Regions from separate parts of the Mus musculus genome. Here region 1 is linked to region 2. Evidence: chromatin loops called from intact Hi-C (ENCODE). Cell type or tissue: left cerebral cortex. All regions are shown on one strand.

The links. Hi-C counts contacts between places; a loop is a spot of excess contacts. Peaks named below come from ENCODE experiments on the same cell type or tissue, not always from the same donor. Only the 100,000 strongest peaks of a DNase experiment are listed, where the experiment ranks them.
Region 1: a loop joins it to region 2, with 7 times the contacts of the local background. A loop is called at or near these places in 3 of 42 quality-filtered maps.

The regions. Positions count from the first base shown.
Region 1 is chr9:82,983,024-82,988,023 of GRCm38, reverse strand. No RefSeq gene overlaps it. Among named protein-coding and RNA genes, the nearest start is that of Phip, 10 kb to the right of the region's middle. In left cerebral cortex, no CTCF peak of the experiment used is centred here; a DNase peak (open chromatin) is centred at 2,496.
Region 2 is chr9:83,038,758-83,043,757 of GRCm38, reverse strand. It overlaps Gm39383 (a long non-coding RNA gene), which reads right to left. Exons shown (of 6, transcript XR_870950.2): 6 at 1-1,642. Among named protein-coding and RNA genes, the nearest start is that of Gm35746, 32 kb to the left of the region's middle. In left cerebral cortex, no CTCF peak of the experiment used is centred here; DNase peaks (open chromatin) are centred at 440, 810 and 2,227; H3K27ac peaks cover 465 bases.

The DNA.
Region 1 (5,000 bases), 56 kb after region 2:
GGCCCTTGGCCTTGTGAAGATTATATGCCCCAGTACAGCAGAATGCCAGGACCAGGGAGTGGATGGGTTGGGGAGCAGGGTGGGGGAGGGTATAGGGGACTTTCAGGATAGCATTTGAAATGTAAATGAAGAAAATACCTAATTAAAAAATTGTTTTCGAAAAAAAAAAAACAAAACCCAAGATGGCTACTTCCTGATGGATGGCATTAAGATTGACTTCTGGCCCATAAGCATGTATACACAAATGATTGCACACCTGCACATATGTGTGCACCCATTTGAATACAAATTAACAAACAATATGCAAACACCAAAACCCCCACAAAATACTAACCCCTCAATCTGTCATGTCATGAAAGATGTGAAAGAATAGACCTCCTCTTCTAGGCTAAGGTAAAATAAAACACTGTATCAGGTCAATGCACTATGATATGGGCCTTCACTCAATGGGTGACTCTTCCTTCTTCAGATAAGAAAGTATGAAACAGTAAGAACTAGCATTTATTAAGCTCTTATTATGTACCTAGTTCTGAATATTGAAAAAGATTTGGGCATACTAATAACACTGGAGTCAATCAATTTATTGGCTAAGTAGGGACTCTGGGGCTGGCTCTCCTTGCAAGATTTCTCTGATTTTCAAGTTACTAACTTGACGCAGGACACACTACTTTACCATTCTATACCTCACTTCACTATTTTTTAAGGCAAGGACATGATAGTAGTACCTCCATCATGGGGTCTTGTGAAGATGAAGATGGCATTTACTAAACATACAAAGTGTTAGCTTTTTAGTATGAATAGTATTATCTAATTCAGTCCTCATGATGGCCTTATGCGTTAGGTAAATATCTCTATTCTTATATTCCTTGGAAGAAAGTAATGCTAAGAGTGGTTAAATCCCCTAAGTCCACTGATACGACTCCTGTCTATGTTATTTTATTTCTTCAGATCTTTCCTAGTTTCTCTCTAAGCTCACTCTTTCTCCTTCTCGTTCTTCCTCCCCTTCTTCTTCTTCATCTTCCTTCTATACCCAACCCTGGTTTATTTTGCCTCATGATTTCAGAGCATACAGTCAGTCCGTAATGTATGGAAAGCCTGGCAGAATACAAGCTAATACTCCTTGTATCAAGCAGACAATGAAATCTCGAGGCTAAATTATAATGGATTGTTTAAATCCATTATAAGTCTCTGATAGTCTTGTTGAAACCATTTTGAAAGCTGGAATATCAGCTTTCTCTCCAGACTTCTTAATCCTGTTTGGTTATCCCCTGACACAACTCCAGTGAAATCAACAAATGTCATGTCTCTTGCAGACATCGTGTTGATTGCTTTGTGATAAACTATTCTTGTTTGATGATTCTGCTCACCTCCCCTTTAACCAAGCATAGCAGAAGGATTTCAGTGTTGATTAAAATTTGAAAAAGAGAATATGGGTTAGGATAAGTGATTTCAAATTATTTGACATCTTTGAAGGGGGATTTGAACCAGACAATCCTCAAAGATCTTTTCCTCCTCTATACTGCAATATTTTAAAAAGATTTATATATTTTTATTTTATGCATATTAACATTCAAGATAGCCAAAACAACCCTGACAACAAAAAGAAATTGCTGGAGTTCTCGCCATTGCAGATTTCAAGATATACTATAGAATGATAGTAATGAAAACAGCATGGTACTGGCAAAAAACAAACTCAAGACCTTTGTAAACCTCCATTTCAATCAAAGACAGCATCTTCAACAAATGGTGCTGGTCAGCCTGTATAGCTATTTGTAGAAGAATGAAATTTAGTACTTATCTCTGACCCTGAACAAAAAACTCAAGTCTGAATGGATCAAGGACTTTAACATAAGTCCAGATATCCTGAATTTGGCAAAGGAGAAAGTAGAAAATACACTCGAACTCACTGACACAGGAAAGGACGTTTCCCACAGACCCTGTTAACACAGGCATTAAACTCAACAATTAATAAATGGAAGCTCATGAAGCCAAATGGTTCTTGGACAACAAAGGACACTCTCACTAGAGTGAGGAGGAAACATTCACTAGTTACACATTTGCTTGTATTTGGAGTATATAAAGAAGAAAAAAATAGATATCAAGATAGCAAACTCTCCACCTAAAAAGTGGGACATGGAACTAAATAAGGAGTTCTCAAAAATGAAATAGAAATGCCTGAAAAACCTTTAAAAAAATTGTCCAACACCTTTAGCCATCAGGAAAGTACAAATTAAATTTACTTTTAGATTTCATCTTACAGCAGTCAGAATGGCTACGGTAAAAAAAATTAATTAATTAATTAAAATAAAATAAATACAAAACCCCATAAAAACATAGAAACCCAACAACTACAAATACTAGCATTGATGGAGGGAAAGGGGAGCACTTATTCACTGTTGGTGGGAGTACAAACTGGTTCAGCCACTATGGAAATTAGTGTGGAGGAGCATCCAAAATCTAAAACTAGATCTGCCATATGATCCAATGATTTCACTCCTGGGCATGTGCTCTAAAGACGCTATGTGCTAATGTAGAGGTACCTATTTATTCTTATTCTATTGGAGTTCTACTCACAATGTCCAGGAAATGGGGATAGTTTAGCTGACTGTCAACTGATGAATGGGCCATGAAAAGTGTGGTATATTTACACGTTGGAATATTACTCAGTGATTAAGAAAAAAATGAAACTATGAAATAAATGGAGCTGAAAACAATCACTGTGAGTGTGATGATCCAGACTCGGGAAGACAAATGTCACATTTTCCCTCATTTGTGGAGATTAGCTTTGAATCTTTAGGTATCTATGTTTCTTTTGGAATACCCAGAGAGGTCAGGAAATTACTAAGGGCCAGTGGGAAGAGCCTTTCAAGGGAGGGAAAATAGAATACATGTAGGTGAGAAGGGACATCAGAACTCCTGGAACTGGACTTACAGATGGTTATGAGCCAACTTTTTTGGGAACAAGGAAACAGACCTGGGTTCTTTAGCTTGCTTTTGGCTATGTTGTGGGTTCTTTCTTCCACCCTTTCAACTCCCTAATACTAGATAAGAGAGAAAAAAGAACAGAGAGGAAAGGAACTAGATCCCTAAATAAAGTCAGGGGCTGGCAAGGGGACAATGTTATTGCTAGACTACTTGCTGCTGATTAGGGGCATCGAGTTCCTTGGGGCAAGATATCTTTGATGTCAAGATATCTAGTTTCTGATTGTTTTGTCTTTGTACATGACTACTTAATAAACCAAGACCAACAACAACCAAACAACTAACACCCTTCTTGGGGCCCTCTAAATGTCCCCAGAAGTCCAAGCATCACACGATTGCAGGAACTATCTGCAGCTGGCAAAACCATGCCTCTGTTAGAGCACGAGGCAAATCAGTCAGCTGCTTTGAAGCAGCAACACCTGGCATTAAAACGAAAGCATATTCTTATAAAATTTCCCCCGATTGTCACTACAGCGTTCTCTGCAGGAGCATCAAGTGCTCTTAGCCTCTGAGCCACCTCTCCAGGCCCTATATTCCATTTTAAATGTGGAACCACTAACGTGTTAGATGACACAACTCAGACCCTATTTTGCACTTTGTGTATAGACAAATACAAAATGGGGATAAAGACATTTAAGAAAATTACACTATAAAAGACATAATAAAGTCAAGTGGCAAAAAGACTTTGAGGGGAGAAAAAGTTATGTTCATTAATTTAAATTAGGCTTGTTTTGTATTCTGTGGCCTTTTATAAGTCATGTCTCTTCTTCATTTTATATTCAACTAATACTGTTAAAAAGACTTGGAAAGGGCAAAGCTGATACATAAATGTCACATGATTTTCGACCATTCCATTTAGTCGAAACCAGCCTTCTGTTTCCTTCCCTCAACAAGTAAACTACCAATGGTTCCATAACGCTGTTAGTCTTATGAAATTATGGAAAACTAGGGTCATTGTTGCTAGCCACCCTCCTCTACTTTTTATTGCCACTTATTTAATACAGATATCCCAATTAAAATTACCAAAAATTATTGTCTATTATATATTTTGAATTGTGTACACAATGAAGATGCAAAAACCCAAATTTCAGGGATTGTCCTTAGAAAGATAAAAAAAACCAAAACCCAAAACCCAAAAAACCCTCTTAGTATAGTGTTAGCTTTCACTGTTGAATTTGAAACAGCCAGAGTCACCTGAGAAGGAAGTCTTTACTGAAAACTGCTCAGATCAGATTGTCACGAGGGAATGCTCATGGAGACTTTCTTGATTGCTCGCTGATGTAAGAGGGATCAATCAGCCCATTATGGGCAGCAACATTCCACAGCCAGGGAGTCCTGAACTGAATAAGGATTCTAGCTAAGGAGGACCGAGTGAGCAAGACAGCAGGCAGTGTTCTTTATGGTTTCTGCCTCAAGTTCCTTCCTGAGTTCCTGCTATGACTTCTCTCAATGAGGCGCCATGACTTGCAAGTGCAAGCCAAATAAATACTTCCCTCTCCTGATTTTGGCCATGGTGCCTGTCACAGTGAGAGAAAGAAAATGAACATACAGTTAGTAGACAAAATTTTACAAAGACAAAAACAAAAACAAAACCCAAATTTTTTTAATATATATATATATATATATATATATGAATGTTTTGTGACTATAGAGACTTAGGAAGTTTATCTGGAAGCCCAGGGTATGGACAGCTCATCCTTTGTTTGCTAGCAGCTCTTTACTTGTTCTTTCTTTGCAAAATAAGGTTTCCCAAACAGGCAAATTTTGTGCTATGCATCTTGAAAACTGCATAGGACTGGCCTAGTTTGGAGCTGAAGACTCTAAAAAGAGATACAAATGATATTTATAAAAAGTTAACATGTCATCGTTGGATGTCATCATTGTAAAACTAAATGTTTATCTGGAGGGTAGTAAAGAGATCATAGTCCATGGGATACGGTTGAACATAGAGATTTGGGGGGCAGTAAAATAAATAAAATTATTTTGTTTATTTTTGAATATTGGAAAGTTTTTCACAA
Region 2 (5,000 bases):
TGTTAGAGGAAGGGTGTTGTTGGGTTGACCCTTGAGGTTTGAAAAGCCCTTGCCAGGGCTTTTCTCTCTTCCTGTCTGTGGATCAGGGTTTCGTTCTCAGCTACAGCTGAACTAAACTACAGTTTAGCTCCAGCACCTGCCTGCAAGCTGCTGTGCTCTGCCCCGCCCCCTGTGATTATAAACAGATTAAACCTCTGAAACTATAAGAAAGCCCTAATTAAACGTTTTCTTTTAAGAGTTACCTTGGTTGTGGTATTTTGTCACAGCAACAGATGTATGGCTAGGACAGTCTGCTCACCATTTTGAAATCTGGCCTGGGGGGATGGGGGAACACACACCATTGACTTGTTTCCATTGCTCTTGTGTTCTGGGTATTAGCTCTTCTCAAATGAACAGTTTGCAAATGTTTTCACTCATCCGGTAGGGTGTCTCTTCATTCAGTTCGTCATCTCTCTTGCTACATAGGGAACTTTTTTGTTGTTTGACATAATCCCAATTATCTATTTTTGCTTTTGTTTCCAGCACATTTTGAAGTTTTATCAAAAGAAGAAAATACCATTTCAGAGTCATGATCATTTTCCCTGTGTTCCCTTCTAGCAGTTTTATAACCTGAATCCTATGTTTAAGTCCTATCTATTCTTAGTTGATCTTTGTGAGAAATGATAGGGGTCTAACTTCATTCTTCCTAAGGAAATCCAAGTTATTCAGTGCTTTTTACTGAAGAGGTTGCTCTTTCCTCTGCATATGTTCTTGGCATCTTCCTCAAAAATCACCTGGTTTTGGATGAGGGAGTTTTCTTCTAGGATCTATATTCTGTTCCATTGCTCCATATGGCTGTTTTTATGCTAATCTCCTGCTGCTTTCATTACTGTAGTTCTATGTATGTATGAGTGTATGTATATATATATATTTCTCTGTATATATTTACATCCATGTATTCTATATACATAAATTCTTTTTCACAATACTTAGGACCAAATGCACAGCCGAGCATGCTACCACTGATGTCAACAGAATTAGACCCTAGGTGTCAGGTAGCATATCTCCCCCTTTGTTCTTTTAGCTAAGAATTGCTCTAGATATTCAGGCATTTTGATTTTTTAGCTTTTCCTTGTAATTCCATATGTATTTTAGTTTTTCATACGGAGTTAGATTTTTAGTTTTAGGAAACACAAAGATTGTCCTTGGACACCTGACATGGCACTTTCACATTGTATTGCTTGAGAAGCCTCCGCCAGTCTCCATTTCTCAGGGAGAGCACGGGAGCAAAACACTGGTGCTCCCGACCATAGATGTTTGTCCAGCTCAAATGAAACAGTTATCTTAAACATGGGGTTGAAAAATATATAAAATAAAAGCTTTCACGTGTCTCATTGCCTGGAGAGTTTTGCTTGATAGGTTCCATACTCCTAAGTGTTTTTGTCAAGTTATGATCAGGATTCTTGATTCTGAAGTCTGGCCAGCTTTCTGAACATCAGCATGTGATTGTTGAATAGGTCAGAATCTCTGGAGGTAGAATATAGGACCTGCGAGGCCCCAGCCAGTTCTAGTTCCTCCTTTAGACATTAGTGAGCTCTGGGTACCACAGACCCTGAGGACACCATCTTTCTTCCAAGCATAATATGGATCACTTGAAGTTGCCCTACAAAAGAGGTAGAAACAGAAAAGCTCAGTTCAAAGTGACCCCCCAAGTTGTCATAATTATTATTATTATTTCTATTATTAATTATCAAGTTAAATAGAAACAGTAGGCAAATGACTTATCTATGATGTATTAAGAAGCAATTAGTCGGAACTAGGTCAACATACCCAAAGCAAAAATGGAAAATATAGCATGAAATGAGTTATTGATAAGGATGTCCACATGCAAATTGAGTAATTGCTGAATCAGATGACCCACTGTTTGGGATGGTGTGGTCACCGAGGAAAAGTTCAAATCACATTGCATGTGCAAAGCCAAAGCCAGTGGCATTTCATGCTTTAGTGAACAAGAAAAGTAAAACACTTTAATAGCTCCATCAAAAGACCATGCTCCTACTCGGATGATGGTACTTCCACAAAGATCAAATATGGATATCCTTTTTTTAAAAGGAGGAAAAAATATAAGTTGTTTGTAAGGGCATAGCATTTAAAGACAACATATGTTCCCTGTAGTCAAGAATAGGTTCCTTACATCAGCTGAAGACATTCACAGAGGGAGGAGTTGGAGGAAATAGTATCAGAAGCAGGCGGGGGAAGTTGTCATCTTTCTTCTTTCTGCTCTTGTCATCTTTGCCTGCCTGAAAGTAATTTCCATTTTGTATTGCTTCAAGATGTAGAGCTCTAAAAATGTTATCTCAATACAATGTCCTTCTGAAATCCCTATGTTTTGTGGGGTTTTATGGTGTATTTCTGTTAAGACTGAGTTTCGGAGTCCAGGCTGTCTTAGGCTTTGCTATGTACCTCAGATAGTACCTCAGCTCACGGCCCTCCTGCCTCAGAATCCTGGGTACTAGATTTACAGACTGTGCCTCATTACTTATTAGCACCAATGTTATTAGTGTAGAGGGCTATGTCATAGCATGAAATGAATGTATGTCATAACTCATTCATGCTCGGGTACCTTTCCTAGCCCAGGTTAGACCCCCAGTCATAGCACCTACTTGGCTTTCATGATTATAGCCTAGCTTCAGGGCAGAAGACAGACTCAACGTGTTTCTGCATTTCATCATGACCTCTGACCTCTTTTTAGTATACAAAGCCACTAGAGGATTACCATCGTCCTTGCTGAAAGCCTTCATTGTTTCCGATGTTAATGAACAAGCTCCAGAGAAGTCACTTTGTTTGATACAGTCATGGTTTGAATATGCTTGGCCCAGGGCATGGCACTATTTGGAGGTGTGGCCTTGTTGGAGTAGGTGTGTCACCATGGGCGTGGCCATGTCCTTTAAGACCCTTATCCTAGCTGCCTGTAAGTCAGTCTTCCATTAGCAGCTTTCAGATGAAGATGTAGAACTCTCAGCTCTGCCCACACCTTGTCTGACTGGATGCTGTCATACTCCCACCTTGATGATAATGGACTAAACTTCTGAACCTGTAAGCCAGCCCCAATTAAATGTTATCCTCTACAAGACTTGCCTTGGTCATGGTATCTCTTCACAGCAGTAAAATCCTAAGACAGTCCCCAATGTTTGTTCCTCTGCTTCTCCAACCCTGCCCAGTATTGTCCTCTGGCCTCATTCAGGGACTCATATTTTGCTAGCTTTTCTCTCTTACCAAAGTTTGGCATGTGTCAATCTTCTGGAACACACACATACTTCATTCTTCAGATTACATTTTACATATAACATCTTGACCTAGTAACCCTAAAACTCATATGTAGTACAACTCTCTTCACACGCTTTCTCTGTTTTCCTTACCATGCTATATTGATTTCTATACCATTTCAATACATTGGCTTATTGATTTCGGTGTGTTTTTCCCAGTAAATAATACATGAATTACATGAGGATATCAACAGTAAGCATTATATCACGTCTTAACTAGACTCCTATGTCTGGTTGGGTGAGTATTACATGAATGAAACAAGGAAATAATTGTAAGACAGAATTTACATAAGCACAGAACAGTTTCTATATTTCTAGATGTAGACTTTAGGGAAAACTAATGAGTTGGGAACAATTACAGTCAGATCTTCCAGCTGATTCGAAGTCTTCAGCTTGTCAGGCAGGCCCCCCCGAAAGACCATCATTGAGTCTCAAGAAATGAAGAAAAAAAGGAAGGACAGTCTGATTAATGTCCTGAATACTTTGAATGTTCCTGGAGGTAGTTTGACTTCTTTGCAGCATCAGGTAGGCAGGCCTTACTTTATACTTGGAGAAAGTTCACATTTTCCTGTGAGAGATCTAACTATTAGGTTAATTACACAATGGAGTACTACTCAGCTATTAAAAAGAATGAATTTATGAAATTCCTAGGCATTTGGATGGACCTGGAGGGCATCATCCTGAGTGAGGCAACCCAATCACAAAGGAACTCACACAATATGTACTCACTGATAAGTGGATATTAGCCCAGAAACTTAGGATACCCAAGATATAATATACAATTTGCTAAACTCATGAAACTCAAGAAGAATGAAGACCAAAGTGTGGACACTTTGCCCCTTCTTAGAATTAGGAACAAAACACCCATGGAAGGAGTTACAGAGACAAAGTTTGGAGCTGTGATGAAAGGATGAACCATCTAGAGACTGCCATATCCAGGGACCCATCCCATAATCAGCTTCCAAACTCTAACACCATTGCACACACTAGCAAGATTTTGCTGAAAGGATCCAGATATAGCTCTCTCTTGTGAGACTATGCCAGGGCCTAGCAAACACAGAAGTGGATGCTCACAGTCAGCTATTGGATGGACCACAGGGCCCCCAATGGAGGAGCTAGAGAAAGTAGCCAAGGAGCTAAAGGGATCTGCAACCCTATAGGTAGAACAACATTATGAACTAACCAGTTTCCCAGAGCTCTTGACTCTAGCTGCATATGGCCGACTAGGCCATCACTGGAAAGAGAGGCCCATTGGACTTGCAAACTTTATATGCCCCAGTACAGGGGAATTCCAGGGCCAAAAAGTGGGAGTCGGTGGGTAGGGGAGTGGGGGGGGGGGGAAGGGTATGAGGGACTTTTGGGATAGCATTGGAAATGTAAATGAGGAAAATACATAATAAAAATATTAAAAAAAAAGAAAAGAAAAGAAACAGAACCAATGTCTCCTTCCAACTCCACTTCCATTGCTAGTAAAGTGAGGCTCTCAAACTACAGAGAGTTCTTGAATATTTGCCTGTGGGCTTTCCCGTACTTAGTATGCTTTATTATTTCAACTTAAATGTTTTCAAGTATCTATCCTCTATGTTTGCTAATCTCCTTGGGGTGGTTGTTGTTGTTCTCCTCTTCCCTCTCCTCCTCCTCCTCCTCCTCCTCCTCCTCCTCCTCCTCCTCCTCCTCCTCCTCCTCTTTTCTTGG